3 separate regions of the Homo sapiens genome follow, and all the other regions are linked to region 1. A link is a contact called in ENCODE Hi-C or POLR2A ChIA-PET data. All regions are on one chromosome and are shown on one strand. The core of a region is the stretch at or near the end of the contact, and the rest is flanking DNA. Distances in the headings are between cores, read along the strand shown. Region 1 overlaps WDFY2 (WD repeat and FYVE domain containing 2). Region 2 has its middle 18 kb from the start of MIR4703. Region 3 has its middle 9.9 kb from the start of MIR4703.

Region 1 (4,515 bases), core at 531-3,030:
AGATCTACACATATCATACGCAGAGTTGTTCTCTACCTGATGGGGCAAAACCAACCACATGTTCTTGGTTCCTCCAAACGAATGACATTACTTGACATTACTGCCTGAGTGTATCTTCACAATAGCAAAATGGTTTGAGATTAAGCATTTGGAATCTTATGTCATTTTGTATGGGGTCAATCCACCATAACGTGTTTCTCATTTGGTTTTAATTATTTCCAGAAATCATAAAGTCACAAAACTGGAAGGGATCTTCAGAGATCTAGAGTGTTTCAAGCAGAAAACACATTAGTTATACAGGGCAGTTAGATATGGCTGAGATGTAAACAAGAGAATCTAAAAGAATGTTCAAGGAATAGCTGTTTTTGAACATTACTTAGTAATGGCATGAGTGGGAGGAGAGACTTTCAGCACCTTGAGACAGGGCGCTCTCTGGAACCAGCTTTGTTCCTCTTATCGAAAGCATATATGACAGTTTTTTTGGCTCCGGCCCTGTGGTGGGGGAGGTAATTATTGCCTTCATCCACATAAATTCCTTCCTATACATTCCCCTCAGACCACCCCAGAGGCAAAACTGAAATGGAAATCCAGTGGCACTTAAAATTCACCCTGCCCCGTTTGGCTGCGATTCCCAGGCTTACAGCACTGCCCTTATGGAATATCACATTTTCATTTTCTGAGATTCATTTTATAAAAGTAAAGGCCAGGTGCCATGGCTCACACCTATAATCTGAACACTTTGGGAGGACAAGGTGGGAGGATTGCTGAGCCCAGGAGTTCAAGACCAGCCTGGGCCACACAGCAAGATCCTGTCACTACCAAAAATTCAAAACTTAGTTGGGTGTGGTGGCACACACCTGTATTCCCAGCTACTCAGGAAGCTGAGGCGGGAGGATCACTCGAGCCCAGGAATTCAAGGATGCAGTGAGCTATGATTGCACTACTGCAGTCCAGCCTGGGCAGCAGAGCAAGGCCCTGAATAAATAAACAAAAGTATAATTTATTTTTGCCTGATATTAATCACTTCTTAAGGCCCAAATTTTTGTTTTTAAGCAAAAGGATAGCTCTAAGTGTGGGTTGCAGTTACTGGACATAAATATTCACTAAATGAGATTCCTTTGGTTATGGCTGTTCATAGAATTTTAATTCTATGTCAGTGTTCTTGTTCACTAAGATATTTCGAAGTGAGAGAAAGCATTTTACCAATACATTCTTATTTTTTCTCCTTTAAAATAATATTGAATTTTTCCTGGTACGAAGACAGATATTTATTAACTTGATTGGAAAACACAGAAATTAAGATCATGTTGAACACTGAGTTATCTAGATGATCCCTGAGATTTGAATGTTCATGTCAACCGTGTTGAGCGCTCACCAGCCACCAGGCTTTAGGCACTGGCAGTGCAAGGTGTCTGAGGCCCATTCTCAGGCTGGGCAGAGGTCACACAGTGAGTAAATGGGTCTTTTCAGTGCAATGTGGTTATGATAGAGGCATGCCAGGGTGCCACTAACCCAGCAGGTGTGGCAGGAGGGGCTTCACAGAGGAAAGGGACTTTGAGCTCAGTGTTAAAGGATGAGGAGTGAGTCATAAGGGGGAAAAATGGAAATGACTTTCCAGGCTTCAGAAACAGCATAAACAAACAAAGGCCTGAGAGCTGGAGTCAGTGTGGTGTGTCCAGGGATCACAAGTGGGCTGGAGCTGCCGGAGAACAGCCAAGTGGCTCAGCTGCCATCCCAGAATTGAGCTCGTCACTATCAGATGCTGCTGCTCCCTGGCCTCAGAGGAAAGCAGCACACAGCTCACCACGAGGGGTTTCCCCAGAGGCTCCTCCTGCAGCCAATGCTACTATTAGTTTATATTATAATAGTATCAGTTTCTTTTTCTTTGGAAATCCCTAGAACTGTTAACTGAAGGTGACTCAGGGTAACTAATTCTGGATCTTTGGGTGCACAGCCTCTCACTGGAGTCTGAGAGGAGGAGGTGGAGACTATCAGTGCACGGCCCGCAACCAGGAAGGACTCCCAGACTAACGCCAAAGGTGTGTTGGGCTCAGCTGCTCCACTGTGGAAAAGGAAAGCCCTGGCCCTGTGGCAGGAGAGGATTGTTCTAGTCAAGTGTGGCGTTGCACGGACAGGCGGTGCCGAGTGTTTGGGTGCAGACACAGGCAGCTGCTGCCCTCCACTTCCTGCTCTTGCAAGTCACAGATGATTCCAGTACAATGTGGGAGGTCCTCCTTACAGGGGCACTTGCAACAGGAAGGCAGAGAGTTTCGTCAATTCAGGTACAGGTCTGTCTGGGAGACCTGGCCCTGTGGAGGCAGGAACACCGTGCAGGGGCATGGCAGCGCCTGTCTTTGCTATCACATCATTTGCCTTTTCCTTGTAGGACCCAAAGATCTATGTCCAAAACTTAGTCCAGAAACATCTGCATTCCTGTTTAAACTTCAGCTCAGTTTCTTAACCAAGAACCACGTCAACCCTCCAGGGTTGTGGTTTGTATTTTTGCCTTTAAGCATTATCTCCTTTCCACCAAGAAGCCTACTTAGGTTTAACACATGAAAGCAGTGTCTAAAAATTAGATCGGTCCTAAATTGGAATGGGATGTCTTCCTTGCATGTCCCATACCAGGGAATTTTTTTAACACACAGTGTAGAGCCTTTGCCAGAGATGTTGAAAGGGAGATTAAAGGCTTGAGGGATGAATTTGATCATCATTCTTAAAGTCCCTTCCAATCCTGTGATTCTCTGATTCCCTGAGTCTCGTTTATTATTGGACATGCCTAGCCCATCACCAGTGACCTGCCCGCATATTGCTGGCTTCCCTTGGATAACGGAGAGCCTATCACCACATGCCTTTGTTGTCTTCCATCATATCAAGTGAGTTGCTTTCTGGACTTTTTCCATCTAGAGCCTGCTAGGTTTGGTTTTGAGAAAAGATGGTGAAGTTTCTTTTCATGAGTTTGTAGGGCAAAAAAAATTCTTTTTAAAGATGGTAAGGGTGGAAATTAATCATGGTACCATCTCATTAAAAATAGATACCTCAAAATGTTTACCTTTACAAGTCAAGAAGAGTATCTGACTTTCTTGGAAGTGTCAAGAATTGCAGGTTGGCTGAAAAGTTAGATTGAGAATCTGACCTTGTTACTTATGATTCTTTTTTCCCTTGGTTCTCGGGGATGCATGAGAAGGTGAGCTGTCACTCACAAAAAAAGGGAAAATGATTTGAAAAATGTTTCACATATACACTTTTTATCATTTTAGTGGATGGCAGCCTTACGTCAGTAGTATATGCCACTATGAAGTATGGCCAAAACCCTAGCGTCACTTGTAACCATTGTACTCTTATGGATTTGTGTCTTACACCATTTGCCTTGCTTTTTAAATGACTTTGTTTTTCAAGGTGCTGTCATTTTGCAAAAGGAAATCTTTATATGAAATGTACAAAAACCGTTACTAACTGGACAACAGGGAAGGTGCTGGCCCCACATTAGTGCCTGCCCACCGCTCTACTTCTAACCAGGGACACGGATCTTCCATTCTCTACATCCACCGGACTGCAGCCCAAGTCTGGACCTGGCTGCAGTGGGCATATTACCGTATGGATATCTTTTTCTTTCTTTTTTTAAAGTGAGGAGATTCTTCAGGGGGTCAGGCTGAGAATGTAATAAGCCTGACATTGGAACAGATTTCTCCCGTGTGGTCTAGCTGGACCCCTCCGGCATTTGCCACACTCCCTGCCAGTCCTGACATTGACTTCCTGAATGTGATTAGGTGGTAATGAGCAAGAATTTCCTAGGATATTGAAACATCTGTATCCAGGCCCCCAATCAAATGCTGCTGAATATTGTGAATGTTTTTACTCCGCTCACTTTCCCACTGTGCTTTCCTCTAACCAAAATATACGTGTAGCCATTACCAATGTACAACTCTCAATGCGGAGTTGCCGCCACGGTTTAAAATAAATCTCTGTGAAAACCTTTCTGCAGCTATGGTCCCATCACGGTTACATGTGGCCACGCACACACCGACAACCTTGCTGTGCTGTTTAGCCCTGTGGGTTCTGTCCAGTTGGTGGGAGGGGGAGGTTCCAGACCACTCCACCTGCTGTCTAGATGCCAGGGAGAGCTGCTGTTTGGAGGTGAAGATGAGCCCTGTTCACCACAGTCTAAGCACAGCACACGGGCTCAAGCCATGGAGCCCTTTTCCTTCATCATGTAAGTCAGCTTTTTCTTGTGCTTAGTAAACTTTTCCAGTGAGGAGAAATGACTTCGGGGCAAACACTGCCAGGGAAAGCCTCATTTAAAACTTGTGAGGTTCATTTTATGGAGAAGAAAAATAGGTGCAAAGGCACCAAGTGACCTGCATGCTATGGAATCACCGTTGAGGGGGTGGCTGGGTTGCCCCGTCCTGGTGCTGCCAGCACAGCGTCGCCCACACCCAGCATTGCTGAGGCCCATCATCCTCCTGCAGAAAAGGAGGCATGCAGTTAAATGGAGCTGGTGCTTGCTTGATAGCG
Region 2 (4,515 bases), core at 1,282-3,781, 230 kb before region 1:
ATAGCAAAGACTTGGAACCAACCCAAATGCCCATCAGTGATAGAGTCAATAAAGAAAATGTGGCCCATATACATCATGGAATACTATGCAGCCATAAAAAGGATGAGTTCATGTCCTTTGCAGGGACATGGATGAAGCTGGAAACCATCATTCTAAGCAAACTATCACAAGGACAGAAAACCAAACACCACATGTTCTCACTCATAGGTGGGAGTTGAACAACGAGAACACATGGACACAGGGTGGGGAACATCACACACCAGGGCCTGTCAGGCAGGGGGCGCTGGGGGAGGGACAGCATTAAGAGAAATACCTAATGTAAATGACGAGTTGATGGGTGCAGCAAACCACCATGGCACATGTATACCTATGTAACAAACATGCACATTGTGCACAGGTACCCTAGAACTTAACGTATAATTAAAAAAATAAATTTTAAAACAAGACATACTCCCCTGCCTCTAGAAGAAGTCAACTGTAAGAATTGTAAGGGCAAAAAGAGTAGAAAGTCCTGCCTTCAATATCTGGTGCCTCTTGGGATGCACTGGAAAAATTCTAATTGACACTGAATAGGGAGAGAGCAGCGTCTACTCCCAAACTTGTGATGCTTTCTCTAGCACACACAGAATTCTTTTGGATAGATAGGATGTGGTAGATACACTCTTAAAGTGGGTTCTTGAAAACCCATTTCTCAGAATTTGCCAGGGTTCAATGCTACATAGACAGTGGTTAAGAACTTTCCAGACCAGAGGACCATGAGATGTGTGAATCATCACTTTCCACTACCAAAGATCACACAAAATGCTGGGCATTAACCCACAAGTTCAGAGAATGCCGTTGTTGCAACTGGAGAATCCAGCTGACTTGAGTTAGGGTACAGAGACTGAGAACTGGGTGTGGGAGCATGGCCTTTAGCAGTGGGATATCAGAAAAAGGGAAACACAGTCTCTGGCTCAGGCAGTAGTGAACTTGGGGAGGAAGGTGCAGTCTGAGGTATCAAATTGCAAGGGCACAAGAATTAGATTACAATGGAAGTGAAGATCAGAAAGATTCCTGAGACTGTGGTATGCAGAGAGGGGAACTTACTGTGGAGTCCCGTGGTCTGGTCCAAGGACAATTTGAGAGCTGTTTAAGATGTTACTGATTGAAATTCCTCTCCCCTCACCCACTAAAAAACACTGCTGGAAGGTTTTCAGTTCTTTCAAAACTGTTCTGAGAGATCTCACTAGAAAGATATGGAGAATATCAGAAACCTTTAAATTTGTTTGGGGGAAAAATAATGCAAAGAAAATTGCATATTTCTATGAAATACAGTTCTAATTCTAGAGAGTAACTTCATTGTCAACGAATGTTTTGTGGTTTTTATAAACTTCCAAGTAAATAAACTCTTCTGGTATTATTTATTATTGTTGTTATTTTAGTTTTTGAGACAGAGTCTCGCTCTGTCACCCAGTCTGGAGTGCAGTGGTGCCATCTTGGCTCACTGCAACCTCTGCCTCCCAGGTTCAAGCAATCCTCCCACATCAGCCTCCCAAGTAGCTGGGATCACAGATGCATGCTGCCATGCCCAGCTAATTTTTGTATCTTTTGTAGAGACAGGGTTTCACCATGTTGCCTGGGCTGGTCTCAAACTCCTGGGCTCAAGCAATCCACCTCCCTCAGCCTCCCAAAGTGCTGGGATTATAGATATGAGCCACTGTGCCAAGCCTGTATTATTATTATATATACCTGGCTAAGGTGAGCAATATCTATTTGAGTCCAGGTCTACATTTCTGGAGTAGGCAAACCCAAGCAAACAGTTCTGTTGCAGAATTCTTTTCTAAAAGTTTTTAAAGGGCTTTTTTTTTTGTTTTGTTGGCCTAAATATGCACTTATTCATCTACATAATAACATAATAACTTGTAGACAAAATAATCACCTGGTGACTTTGTCTACAGGAAAACAAATCATGAATAGTTCTGTTTTCATGTTGACACACTCCTGATAAAGGAAAGATATTGGGGACTAGAGTGAAGGCAGCTCAGTTGATACACTAATGTCTCATTCAAAGAAAACGGAAGCTGGAAAATGTGGACTGTGACTTCATTACATGAATGAAGTATGGTAGTTTAGGGGGAAGAGGTGAGGATATTTGCCCTGTTTCTCATTGCTATAGCACACACTGGTTCTGGAATCCTAGCAAAGCTCCCTGTAGGTCACCACGCCCTCTCCGACCCACAGGAAGTCACCACCTTTTCTTTGCATCATAAATTATTTAGCAAACTATTCACAAAAGCAAAAAATTATAAACTTCCATGAAAATTATTTTGAGCTCTGAATGATTATATCCAAATCAATATTATTTTATTGTACATGATATTCTTAAAAGGTAAAGCTCAGCTGAAGCTTCAACTAGTTGATTATTTGGCATTTTGAGAAGTCAGGGAATACCAGAGACAGCCTCTTGCTTTACACCACTAACCCTGAGACAGCCGCAGCCACTTCCTGGGTGAGGTTTCCTGAGGCCACTCCTTTAGGCCCATGACTGAAACATGATGTCCTACACCCTGGAAAGGGGGCATGGCCGCACTTTGGCACATCTGCCCAATTTGAATGCTCCCGAAATGTTAACAGCTGCAGCTGGGCCTGCCAAGGGGCTGCTTTAGTGACACAAAAAGCCATTCATTATAGTTCTCAATGCAATTTGTGATGTTTTAGTTCTTCTGTTGTTACTGTTATTCTTGAAGGTTGCTTCTTGTTTGGAGCACTGGTTAAAACAGGGATGTCTTTTCCTTAGACCAAAATTATTTTGTGCACACAGACAGTAGTATATAAGTACATTAAATATTCCTTTGGCACAAATGATCTTCCAGATGGAATGAAAACACCTGAGCTATTCAATACAAACCCACATTTTTCATGTGACATACCATGTCTTATATTTTAGTGTTGTATCCTTCAGACTTCAAGTCTTCATCCTGCTTTAAATGTGAAGATTTTTCTTTAATCCAATTTCTTAATGAAACAAGAAACTGTTAGGGAGATAAAAAGTTTAGCATTTTTAAATGTATGTTCCAGGGATATTGATTTATTCACTTTGTACCCCTTGGTGATACAAATGAAAAAAAGAATATCAAGCTAACTTAGAAGTTAGCAGGGGTTTTCCCTCGTAGGATTCTGTGCAATTAATTAGGACAACAGGGAAGCCTTTCATGAAAGTTGTATCTTTGGGCTTACCCTCATGTTCTTTCATCTTAAAATAATATGTTGGTTTCTAATCCCCCTCACCCCACACACACAATGGTGTGGGTTAAAAGCCAATCAAAAAGCAAAGAGGCTTTCTAATATTCAGATTTTAATGTAACATGATGAATCATATTTCTAATTTCAAATTATAGCTTTAATTAAGAGGGGAAATGTCTTTATAAAAGTAAGAGGGGAAATGTCTTTATAAAAATTACCATCTTCAGGCCAGGCACGGTGGCCCATGCCTGTAATCCCAGCACTTTGGGAGGCCAACCGCGGGTGGATCACCAGAGGTCAGGAGTTCAAGACCAGCCTGGCCAACATGGCGAAACCCTGTCTCTACTAAAAATACAAAAAAAGTAGCTGGGCGTGGTGGCTCACGCCTGTAGTCCTGGCTACTCGGGAGGCTGAGGCACGAGAAGGAGGCACGAGAATCACTTGAACCTGGGCTCAGAGGTTGCAGTGAGCTGAGACCATGCCACTGCACTTCAGCCTGGGCAACAGAGTGAGACTCCATCTCAAAAAAAAAAAAAGGTTGCTGTCTTCAAACCACAGTTAATGTTTCGATTAATTTATTTTATTTTTATCTGTCAAAAATATTATTGAGTTCCTAATAGCATCTTAGCAATATGATATATTTTATACTTCTTTTGAGCCCAGTATAAAATGGGGATCTGTTGATGAGGGTCTTGTTAACTAGTGGGAGAAATCGTGTATGAAGACATCATTACCAATCTCTTCTTTGGCATTATAGCAGAAGCTGCGGAGCCTTCTGAAGGACTGTGGTGCTCACTTCTCCAGCTGCTGGGAGTGATGGTGACTGAGCACCTTCAGTGAAGTCCTTCTCCCAGAATTGCCCTCAGTGAAAGACTGCCACCTTGCCCAAGGTCATGCTGCCCCCATGAAAGCAGCCTGTATCAATGACTGGTCGGTTAGGGACAGGGCATAGAGGCCCCAGGCCCTTGCCTTAAGGCAGGGTAACTCAGAGGGGTCGTTCCAGCTCTGAGCACATGGGGAATCACTTGATCAGCTCAACTCCTTCCTCTGCCCAACCCTAAATCCTTCACTCCCCTATAGGTATTTACTCCAAGGGCACTCCCCATTGTGTTTCTTGCAAGCAAATCTCTGTCAGAGTCTGGTTTCTGGGAGAGACCCAGCCACAGTGGCCTTAAATACTTATATAATAGAATTTGGAGGCCCTGGTTTTGTCTTGCTCTGGCCACCATGTTAAGTTACCTCTCTCAGCTTCATTTAGAACTAAAGGTTGGACTAGATCCCCAAAGTAACTTA
Region 3 (4,515 bases), core at 811-3,310, 200 kb before region 1:
GAAATGGAGCCAATGACCTAATCAAACTCTGATTAAGTGGTTGCTGGTCTCCCCTTCATTGTTTAAAAGATCAGATGAATGACTTGCAACTAAAATCACTGAATTTAGGGCTTGGTGGAGTAGAAGGTAGGAAATGAGATTGTAGAAGGAGGCATGCTTGGGCCAGATGATAACTGTAGGCTCCATTCTAGAGACATGGTAAGCTCTCAAAGCTTTTAGGCCATGGTAGGGAGTAACATGATTTGATGTCAGTTTTAGGAAGATTATTCCAGCAGCAATAAGAAGGGTGACTTGGAGGGAGCAAGTCTGGGGACAGCAAGACTACTGTGAAAACAAAGCCACATTTCCACTTCCTTCATCATGTCACTCAAGGTGCTAGTTATAGTTCCTTTTTACCAACCTCAAAAGGGAACCATCTTTTAAAAACTACTTAATTCATGGACAAATGTTATAGGATATAAGTTCTTTAGAATCTTATGCCCTGGAAGGAAAGATGCATGTTTTAGAAGCCCATGGAATTTTTCCAGAATTTAATGTAGGAGATCAAAGTTTGGGTTATACTAATTGGGCTATCAATTATATCTTGGTCTCTTTCTGTTTCTGCTTAGGACTTCCAGTTTATTCTATACTGCATCCGAGCTCTTTTTATTTATTTGTGGATGCCGTCTTTTTTTCTCATTGTTTTAGAGTTTTTTGTTTGTTGGTTTTAGCCCTTTTTCCCTAGAGACAGAATGGCAGTTGGAGGGAAAGAATAACATTAGGTCCTTTGGCACAAAAGCCCTTTTCCCTAGGTGTGTGCTGCTCTTGAGGGAAATTAATCTGATCCCAACCAATTTAACTCAAGGGAAGGCATCTTTGATAACAAACATTTGCCCTGATCTCTTTGGCTTCCAGTATTAACTGCCGAGTAAATTCTATTGGATAGGAGAAATATGGGTATGTGACTCTTCTCTGCTCCATTTCACTGGAAACTGCTGTGCAAAGCTAGTAAGAGTCAATCAGTCTTTCTACTGACTTGTCATTACTGAGCTCCCTTTTCGTGCCTTGCACAGTGCTTGATTCTTGGGGCAGTACAACAGGAGAGGAAAGGTGAGTCTTTTCTTAGAAAGGGCTTACAAGATGGAGTGTGAGTTTGGGAAATGCTTTTCCTAAAACCATGTCTGTGAGACCTAAGCATACACAACAACAGCTGGTTCATCTATAGAATGGTTATACTGTGTTAACCCTTGATGCTTATAAAAAGTTTTTTAACGTGTCATCAGATATATCCAAGGAATTTCAGATGTCATTCTGCCAGGACTCCTCCAGTGACCACATTAGAATTTTGGTCATTAACCATTGACCTTTAATCACAGTCCTTGAGGATAAAGATGATCTCATTCTTTGTTAACAGAATCATTTATCTTCCTCATGTGTATAATTTTAGGGGTATATTAAACCAAAAGCAGGCACTAGATGGAAACTATGTTATCCCCAAAAGTTCTAGAAAGATACAAATTGTCCATTCCTTTGTAAAGCAACTTTAGTTATACATGAGAGTTTGGGACAGACTCTTCCAAATGAGTAAATCATTTTGCCTAAATGGCAATATATCTCATATCTCATTGTGCCCCCCATTTTGCTATTTCATATGGCAATCTTCATTCTCCATAGATCTCATTTAATTCCTTTACACATTCTGTTAAACATTATTTGATGCAGAAGACTCATAGCAGATCTGACCACACAGTTATGCTCTAGAACTTTGACACAAACATGGCCTTTAATTTTAAAGCAAATGCTTGTCATGCTAACTCCTCTTTTCTACTTGCTCATTGTGCCCTAGAGCCAGTGGCCCTCTAATGATAAACTCAGCATGTGAGCCACGTTGAGCTCTGCCCTTGACTGTACAAGAGAGTTAATTATATCGAGCACCCAGCTCACTCCCTGGCACGAGGCAGGCTCTGAACAAATATTTTCTGGAAGAATGAATGATTTCAGACCCTCGAATGACAAACTGAGGAAGAGCTGAGGTTTTCATTCGTGGTTTCAGTTAATATTTTTTGAGAGAAACCTTGTTCTAAGAATAGCAGACCCAATTCCTCTTAACCAGATGCACTTGGGATTCCCCTGCTCTCGGTCTCCTAAGGAACAGACCTCACCAGCCACAGTCCTTGTCTCTGACTTTAGCCCAGTTCAGGACTAGTGTATGGGTGGGTCTGTGGTGGCATGGAAGTTATTAGTAAAGAGAAAGCAAAGAAGGAACAGAAACATAAGCTCCCTTCCTTCCGTCTTTTTGTCACTATTTTACTCTATCACCACTTCCCTAGATTGGTTCCCACTCCCACTTCATCCTACCTTACTCTCCTCGTTCCTCTGCAGAAAATTCCAGGAGAGCAGGTTTTCCTCTGAAATTTAGATAAACCTCTCATTCACTGCTGGTGGGAATGCACAATGGTACAGCCACTTTGGACGCAGTTTGGCAGTTCCTTATAAAACTAAACATACTCTTACCTATGGTCCAGCAATCACACTCCTTGGTATTTACCCAAATGAGTAGAAAACATACGTCCACCACACAAAGACCTGTATACAGATGTTTAGAGTGGCTTGATTCATAGATGCCAAAATTTGGAAGCAACCAAGATGTCCTTCAATAGATGAATGGATAAATAAACTATGGTACGTCCAGGCGATGGAATATTATTCAGTGCTAAAAATAAATGAGCCATCAAGCCATGAAAAACATGGAGGAAGCTTAAATCCATATTACTAAGTGAAAGAAGCAAATCTGAAAAGGCTCTATATGGTGTGATTTCAACTGTATGGAATTCTGGAAGAGGCAAAACTATGGAGACAATTAAAAAAAAAATCTGACTGGGCATGGTGGCTCACACCTGTAATCCCAACACTTTGGGAGGCCAAGACAGGAGGATTGCTTGAGCCCAAAAATTCGAAACCAACCTTGGCAATATAGCAAAAACCCCATTTCTATTAAAAAATAAAAATAAAAACAGAAAAAGATAAAAAGAAAAATAATCAGTGATTGCCAGAGGTTGTGGAGAGAAGGGGGTGAATAGATGGAACACAGAGGATTTTTAGGACAGTGAAACTACTCTGTATGATACTACAGTGGTGAATACATGTCATTATACACTTGTCCAAACCCATAGAATGTACAAAACCAAGAGTGGATCTTAATGTAAACTACAAACTTTGGATGATAATGGTTCATTGATTAACAAATGTACCACTGTGGTGGGGGGGGTGTTGACAGTGTGCTTGGGGAGTGTGCAGGAGGTGGCACATGGCAACTCTGCACTTTCTGCTGTGAACCTAAATCTGTTCTTAAAATATAAAGTCCATTAAAAAGGATAGATAAGCCTTAATTTAGCCCTTTATGTATAGGAAAACCTATTGTTAGCACACACTTGCCTAGTTTAAAGAGGAGTGGAGAAGACTGGAAAGGTGGAGAAAGTGTAGAGGGAAGCCTTGCAAAAACCTTAGGCGGCTTCCAACACAGGTGAGTAGGGGGAAAGCTGCAGCCTGTGTTGTGTTACTCCTTGGTCTATGGAAAAGAGAAACTTACTGCCAATAGTGGAAAGGCAAGTAGGCTGGCTGGTCCCTCATACTGGGAAATAAAAGGAAATAAGAGATGTATCCCGTGGTTGGAGGCCTTGCCCTCCATATTGCTGGTCATTCTTCCTGCACACTTCCACTGGATTCCCAGGTCCACAGTTTCCACATTAGACGAAGCATGGAGATGAAGCCATTTGCATTAGAATAATCTGGAAATACTTTATAAAAATTCAGGTTCTCAGGCCAAGCTCCTGCAAAACCAAATTCAGTCATTTGGGAGAGGGTCCAGGAGTCTGTATTTTCAAAAACTTCCCAGGAATTCTGGTGTGCAGCCAGGCATCAGAACCACAAAATCTTATTGCTGAAGGAGTTACATGCCTGCTGCCAGCGAACCAGGAAAGGAAGAGGAAGACAAACTGGAAGATGTTTATCTGATCTTCCTGGTTGTAACTAAAAGACATTCTTCTAGAGAAGCATTATTCATCATGATAGTTAAATGCCAAGTGACCGTAGGTTTTATACCATAAGGATTTTGTGAGCACATCTGAGAACTACCAGTGCATAATTAAGTCAGCAAGAACATTCACTTGAGTTCATTCTAAACACCTGACTTAAAAATGAAGGTGGAAGTTATCCGTAACTCTCTAGTCTCAGAATTTTGATCGTTGGAAGGTTGGGCCTTCCACAGCAAGATGGCCTGGCCTTGACCTGTGACTCAGTTCTGATTATTAGATTTCTTCCTTGTTTTGTGACATTCTCTCTACTCCCTTTCTTCTGTCTGTCCTCCCTATGGTTCCCTTCCAACTCTTTCTCATATTTCTCCTCTTCCCTTGGAGTAGCTATTTGTAGCTATTTGCCAACACTGGATTTATTCCCTCCAATGAATGTTCATATTTATTCTTCACAACTCTGTAAGATTGGTGTTGTGATTATCCACATGCTACAGATGAAGAAAGG

The links. Hi-C counts contacts between places; a loop is a spot of excess contacts on that map. ChIA-PET counts read pairs that join two places held with the same protein, here RNA polymerase II (POLR2A). Pooled maps may share reads with other maps.
Region 2: a loop to region 1 is called in a pooled map, with 2.3 times the contacts of the local background. The contact joins two enhancer-like sites. A Hi-C loop is called at or near these places in 5 of 50 pooled maps. POLR2A ChIA-PET finds 5 or more read pairs at or near these places in 2 of 52 experiments (Caco-2 and activated B cell).
Region 3: a pooled map shows a loop between it and region 1 (4-fold over the local background). The contact joins two enhancer-like sites. A Hi-C loop is called at or near these places in 4 of 50 pooled maps. POLR2A ChIA-PET finds 5 or more read pairs at or near these places in 2 of 52 experiments (GM12878 and activated T-cell).

What each region holds. Positions count from the first base shown.
Region 1 is chr13:51,762,816-51,767,330 of GRCh38, forward strand. It overlaps WDFY2 (WD repeat and FYVE domain containing 2), which reads left to right. Exons shown (of 12, transcript NM_052950.4): 12 at 1-4,515. It also overlaps a transcript of DHRS12 not described here. Among named protein-coding and RNA genes, the nearest start is that of DHRS12, 39 kb to the right of the region's middle. RefSeq lists an enhancer at 1,706-2,025. Within about 2 kb of position 1,781, at least 29 of the 41 ENCODE cell types and tissues checked have a DNase peak (open chromatin) inside an H3K27ac peak, as active enhancers do; they include GM12878, where a contact is called at or near this core.
Region 2 is chr13:51,532,085-51,536,599 of GRCh38, forward strand. No RefSeq gene overlaps it. Among named protein-coding and RNA genes, the nearest start is that of MIR4703, 18 kb to the right of the region's middle. Within about 2 kb of position 2,532, at least 7 of the 41 ENCODE cell types and tissues checked have a DNase peak (open chromatin) inside an H3K27ac peak, as active enhancers do.
Region 3 is chr13:51,560,216-51,564,730 of GRCh38, forward strand. No RefSeq gene overlaps it. Among named protein-coding and RNA genes, the nearest start is that of MIR4703, 9.9 kb to the left of the region's middle. Within about 2 kb of position 2,061, at least 3 of the 41 ENCODE cell types and tissues checked have a DNase peak (open chromatin) inside an H3K27ac peak, as active enhancers do; they include GM12878, where a contact is called at or near this core.